2 separate regions of the Homo sapiens genome follow, and region 1 is linked to region 2. The links are chromatin contacts, found by Hi-C or POLR2A ChIA-PET in ENCODE. All regions are on one chromosome and are shown on one strand. The core of a region is the stretch at or near the end of the contact, and the rest is flanking DNA. Distances in the headings are between cores, read along the strand shown.

What was found. A loop is a pair of places that touch in the nucleus more often than their neighbours do. ChIA-PET counts read pairs that join two places held with the same protein, here RNA polymerase II (POLR2A). Pooled maps may share reads with other maps.
Region 1: a map of naive thymus-derived CD4-positive, alpha-beta T cell shows a loop between it and region 2 (3-fold over the local background). The contact joins two enhancer-like sites. A Hi-C loop is called at or near these places in 2 of 168 maps with a recorded cell type or tissue (IMR-90 and naive thymus-derived CD4-positive, alpha-beta T cell), 2 of 37 single-sample maps with no recorded cell type and 9 of 50 pooled maps. POLR2A ChIA-PET finds 5 or more read pairs at or near these places in 6 of 52 experiments (A673, AG04449, AG04450 and 3 more).

The regions. Positions count from the first base shown.
Region 1 is chr14:96,177,264-96,180,229 of GRCh38, forward strand. No RefSeq gene overlaps it. Among named protein-coding and RNA genes, the nearest start is that of BDKRB2, 26 kb to the right of the region's middle. Within about 2 kb of position 1,613, at least 4 of the 41 ENCODE cell types and tissues checked have a DNase peak (open chromatin) inside an H3K27ac peak, as active enhancers do.
Region 2 is chr14:96,125,524-96,128,757 of GRCh38, forward strand. No RefSeq gene overlaps it. Among named protein-coding and RNA genes, the nearest start is that of BDKRB2, 78 kb to the right of the region's middle. RefSeq lists an enhancer at 847-1,016. Within about 2 kb of position 1,413, at least 4 of the 41 ENCODE cell types and tissues checked have a DNase peak (open chromatin) inside an H3K27ac peak, as active enhancers do.

The DNA of each region.
Region 1 (2,966 bases), core at 363-2,862, 52 kb after region 2:
AAACAATGTGGTGTCGTGGTCAGGGGTACAAACTCCGGGATCACGCCACAGCAAGGAGCTGAACCTTCCTGAGCCTTGATTTCCTAATCTAGACAATGGGGGTGATAATACCACAGTTGACATTTTCCAGCACTTTTCTTGGGCTTGGCACTAGGCCAAGCACTTTATAACCATCATCTTAGTTAATTCCAACATTAGCCTTACGAACTGGGAATTACTCTCACTGATCAAAGGATAAAAATGAAGTTCAATGAGTTTAAATAACTTGCCCACCATCTCCTGGTTTTTAGTTGGCTGAGCTAGGATTCCATGGCGGGTCTTTTTCACTTTGAAGCCTTTGCTCTTAAACTCTCTGCACCATACAGAGTCAGGAGCCCTCGGAGCACCTGCTGGCTCTGCCACTAACTTGACCCCCCTCCCCTTGGGCCTCAGTTGCCCAATCTGTAAAATGTAAAAAAGGTCCCTTCCAGCTCTATCTCAATTGAATTTTTGAAAATGGCAGTCTTGGCCTTGAAAGAGTTAACACAGATGCATGTGAGTCAAAAGTCCCTTCTTACTCTGCTTTGTCCCAAGTTTCCTAAGATAGCTTTGAAGACCAAAAGTGCATAACGGCTTAAGCTTGAAGGCAGAGTTTAGGAGGAGGTGAGCGTGCAAATAGCCACTGCAGTTCTTCTGGAAGGCCAGTACATTATCCCTAAATATTGCTTAACTTTTTATAGTGTCCTATTTTATCAGTGATGAGGCTTCCACCATGAAATCACAATATTAGAAACCGACTCAGAGAGCACTTGGGTTTAACAGAGAAACAGGCAGGGGAGGGGGGTTTCCTGAGGCCGCTCACATGCCAGGCTTCATCACAAGTTCAGTACACGGAGGGGAAGCTCAGGTCCTGAGAGGGTGGGGCGTACCCTGCTCCACCCACACACAAATCGCGGCAGAGCCAGGACCCTGAGCAGATCTTTGAGCCCAGGGCGTTCCTTCCGAGAGCTCCTCTGCCAGTGCCTGTCCTTTCTCATCTGTGTTTTTCCAGAATTTCTTAAACAACACTGGGGGATGAGGGGGGCTGCCCAGTGACCAGGGCTCTGGGCCCTACCTGGCTTCAACCTGAGCAACTTTGTTTTTATCAATCTAAGATTTTGTTGGAAAAAGGCTTTGGTTGCTTACAAAATTTTTTAAAGTTTATGTTCCAGCCTGGGTAACATGGCCAGACCTCATCTCTACAAATAATTTAAAAAAAAAAAATTAGCCAGGCATGTTGGCTCTTGCCTGTAGTCCCAGATACTAAGGAGACTGAGGAAAGAGGTCGAGATTGCAGTGAGGTATGATCGCTCCACTGCACTCCAGCCTGGGTGACAGAGCCAGACCCTGTTCCCCTGACAAAAGCAGTTTGGAAATGCAGCTACACTTTCCACATTCATTTTTTTTCTTGCTCCTAAATTGATTTCAGCAAAAAATGGAAGCTCCCTGACACCAGGAATGCAGAGAAGGGAGACATACAAAGCAGCTCTGCATTTGGGGCAAGGAATTCAATTGCGCTGTAGCAGTGTGAGTGTGTTTGTGTGTGATATGTGTGTGCATGGGTGCACGTGTGCATGCCCCACACCCACTCACAGCGAGTCAGGGTGACAGGTTTTGCACAGACATCCTGATCCTTGCTAAGAGGTAACCACAGCTGGCACCCATGGCCTTGTTTATGCTCCCAGATGCTGAGCAACACAAATGATAAATCCAAGCAAGTTGTTTGCCTGCAGAGTTCCCGGCCTGCTCCAAAGTTGCAGCTGGGGGAAACCCACAGGGCTCTAGACCCACCCGTGCAGGTAGAGCCCTTCCATGTGCTTGAAGATGGCACAGCGGGAAAGTCCCAGCAGCCAGGCCATCTGGTGGCTAAGAAATGAAGTTCCAGACAGAGCCCTGGGTTGGACACAGTCTGGTCTCAGATCAGACCTTGGTCTCTAGACCCCTGGCATGTCCTGGGCTTCAGCGGCCTTCCCCAGATGTCTTCCGGAGCCCTCAACTTCATGTTCACCCAGCTACAACCATCCCTCACCTCAGTGAGCTTCTGACTCTGTTCCAGCGCACACCTAGGCCAACAGGAAGCCACCCAGACCCCACGGCATGATGTGCGAAGCCCTTCATAGCCTGGGCCCACCAGGAAGGCACTCCATCAATTCACTCCTGACTTTATTCCTGAATTCAGGGATACACAAATGCATGATCCAGGATCTGTCTCCCCTCTGCGCCATCCAGAGCCTTGCCAGCACTTGGCAGAAAGGAGGTGGGATCAGAGCTGATGGAGAATAGAATAAATAAAAGAACCAATGAAATATGCAAGAGTCCACTGAACACTATAAAGAACTGAAATCATAAACGAAAGAAATTATTACTATTAGGAAGAATGTGATTATCACCTGCCCCACTGGGCAACTTTTTTGGCCCTGTGACAGGGCTTTATGGAAATAAATAATTTAGCTTTAAGAAAATCAGTCAACCAATTTTAGAAAGTAATGACACCTGTTTTCTCATTGTAGAAAACTTTGAAAACATGATGACAAGATTAGTCACATATAGTCCAAACAACCAGATATAGCCCAATGACACTGGGTGTATTTTCTTCCAGTCTGCTAGGCAAGTGTGTGAATGTAAAAAGTAATGTAAGTGGGATGAAATTGCATACTGTTTTATATCCTGTCATTTTCAGGTAATATTTTGCTGTTTATACTTTGCTATGTTTTGACCCCTGAAGTCAGGTTCCAGCATCCCCACTTTCTGGCTCTGTGACCTTGGGCCATTCATTTCACCTTGCTGAGCCCCTATTTCTCATCTCAGAAATAACCACACTCTTACTGGAGCCAATATCAATTTTCTCCTCTTTGTGAACATATTGTTAAACTATATTTCCCAGCCTCCTTTGCAGCTAGATGAGGCCACATGACGCTCTTCTGGCCAATGGGATGTAGGAGGAAGTG
Region 2 (3,234 bases), core at 163-2,662:
AAATAAACAACCACTTATATAGCTTACCATTTGGCAGGTAGACAGTTTGTATTGGGCTCAGCTAGGAGATACTTCTAGCCTTACCTGGGTTCACCTTTGCCTTTGTACCCAGTGCTGGGTTGACTGGAGGCTGGCTGATTTAGAATGGCCTTCCTTGGAATGGTTCCTTTCAGTTCCACGTGTCTCTCATCCTCCAGCAAGCCAGGCCAGATTTCTCGCATGGCAACTGGGCAGAGTTCCAAGACAGACATGTGCAATGCGTCTCCTAGAACCTAGACTCAGAACCAGCACCTATCATTCCATTGACCAAAGCAAATTAAAAAGGAATGGGAAATGGACATCACTTCTTGATAGGAGGAACTGCAAAGCCCACTGCCAGTGGTGAGCATTTGGGGAGGAGTGGAAGATTGTGACCATTTTTACAATTGACTACAATTATTATCTCCATTTTATGTAAAGAAAAACCAAGATTCAGAGAAGTTAAGTAACTTTTATAAGGTCACACAGCCAATGAATTACAATGAGCTGCTGGGCTTTGATTCCAGCTCATTTCTACAAGAAAATGTGGATCCTCATTTTAAGGAACTTATGGTATTTTATGCTGCTTAATCCATTCTTCCTTCCCTCTATAATGTTACAGAATCAACAGATCAGGGGATGAAGGAACAGAAAGTTTATGAGCAGTAGATATTTCTGAAATGATTTCAAATGTGACAGATTATTTCCTGAGATATAAACAGAAAAGAAATTCACTTCCTTTTGGTGGCATCGGCGGCTGAAAATGTCCCCAGCAGAGATTCCATTTGCCCCCACATTTCCTTATCCTTCATAAGAAGGGAAACATAAAAACGCCAAGCAGGCTCTTGACCCAGAGCTGGCTGAGGATACAGCGCACACATCCATGGTTGCATCTGCAGCGTTTGGGTGCAACCACAGGCAGCTTCAAAGGGAAAAGGAAGGGGAAAAAACCTTCTCTCCGTAGCTAGGCTACCAGTTCCTGTGTAGATTTCTCAAGATTCAGGCAAGAGGACATGTGGAGAACACATATTTAGAAACATCAGGTGGTTGCCAAAACAAGCCAATTTAGAACTGAGCGTGACAAATGCACATCTGAGGTTGAATGTCACCTGGGGAACCCACTGTTTCTGAGATCTCCACAATGGGGTGGGGTGAAGCACAGTGGAGAATGTGCTCACTGAGCACCCGGTCAGCCTGGGTGGGGTGGGCACAGCCCGGTTGCTACAGGACATGGGGCAAGGCATGGCATCCTTGGAAATACACACATATACATTGACATTGACAAAAGGAGGAAGTGACAAGGAAAGAAATGTGGAAACCATTAGAGCTGAAAATTTTGTCTCTAAATGTGCTTATGTGGAAGAGCTAGACAGAGTTGTTTACTGTTGCCTCTGCAAATTTGAATGGGTTGATTAGATCCTTCTTACCAAAGTAAATGGAGTGCCACGGTGATCTCCAAACTTGCCCAACTCTAGGCGGCACTCAGCTGGAACGTTTGTGCACAAAACACCTGCGCCTGTGTCAGGAGATTCTGATTCTGTAATAGGTCAGGATGGGGCCCAGGAGTCTGTGTTTCCCAAGAGCTCCAGGCAGCTGTGATTCTCAGGCAAGCATGGATATACCAGCGTGCAGCTGTGCAGAGCTTCCCAGCTAAACACACATAGAACATCTCTGGGGGAGGGGAGTGCTCTCTTCTTGGTGGAAGGCAACATACTCAAGGACTGGTCAGTATCTTAGCACAATTCTAGTAGGTGTGATGTTCCAAATATGTAGCTACAATAGGGTACAGTCTCCAGCCCCTGGGGTCCCTGTTCTGCCAGGCGTCTGCCCTTTGCACAGTTACTACACTTTGGGAGAGTCTGGGGCACTCTGGGGCAGCAGGATAAGGCTAGAGGCCTCCACAGACTTAGGGCCTTGGTGATATATCACCTAAAAGGAAGAACTCCAACATTCAGTACAGCTAGATGGGGGCATCCCTCTGAATGGCAGCACTGCCTGAAATACATTCACTGGGCACCATTTAGGAGGTTTTTGAGGTTATAGAAAAAGCCTGATATTTGGAGTCCCAAATCTGTGTGTTCTCACACAGGCACTAGCATGTACTATGTGATGCCGGCTCTGTGGAAGCTTCAGTTTCCCTGTCCCCAAAGGATGGAGATGATGCGTCTTCGTTCATAAGGTCACGGTGAGTGTCTAATAGACAGTGGAGCCCCAAGCACTTTCATCAGGTCTAAACCAGTGTACAAGTGTTGGTTTCTTTCTTCCCATCATGAAATTTAAAGACATCTCAGGTGCCTCCATGTATACATTGTTTGGGATTTTTGTTTTGTTTTTTTCCAATCTGTGAAATGACTTAAGAGTTCACAAACAGATCCATAATCCCTTATCTGAAAGTCCAAAAGCTTCAAATTCCAAAAGACTTCCCATATTTGGTGGGACAATCTGACCTCCCTGAGTTTGTTTCCCAGCTAAACCTAACATGAGGCTTTTCATGGTTTGTGTTTGTCACCTGCTTATGGTTTTCTCCAGAGATACTAGTGTGTTGGGCTTTGGGGTGCTTTCCAAACTCCCCTAGGGGTGTTACATAATGCAAGTTATATGCATACATTATAAGATATGAAAGTCCTGAATTCTGGAATAATCTGGTCCCAGTGGTATCAGAGAAGGGAATGTGGACCTGTCACTCCCCCACTAAAAGTTATGGAATTATTAGCTTTAAAGGGAGTCTTGAGGATCACTGTACGCATGTCAGGAATCTTCTACCGCATCTCTTATAGACATCTTCTAATTGCTGTTTGAAATCTTCCAGAACCAAGGACCTTACTGCCTAAGTCCCAGACACTCATTCCATTGTGGATCACTTCTTCAAAGGACTTCCAGCATCTGCACCACTGCAAAATAAAAACACGGAGAAAAATGCCATTAAAGGTACTAAAATATAAAGCTGTTCTCCTCTCTCTCTCTCTCTCTCTCTCCCTCTCTGTCATGGAATTTTTTTTTTACTTGCTATTTAACTTTGTAAGCAAAGAAAAATTAAAATGTTAAATGATTAGCATAAATTCTGTTCATCTTGACATTGTGCATTTCCAGTTTTAAATGCAAATAGAGACATTTAACTTACATGCGGAATCACTGATATTATGCAATTTGTATTTTGTAGCTTATATATACATATGTATTTGTTCTTACCAGTACAGCTAAGACAGAATACCAAAT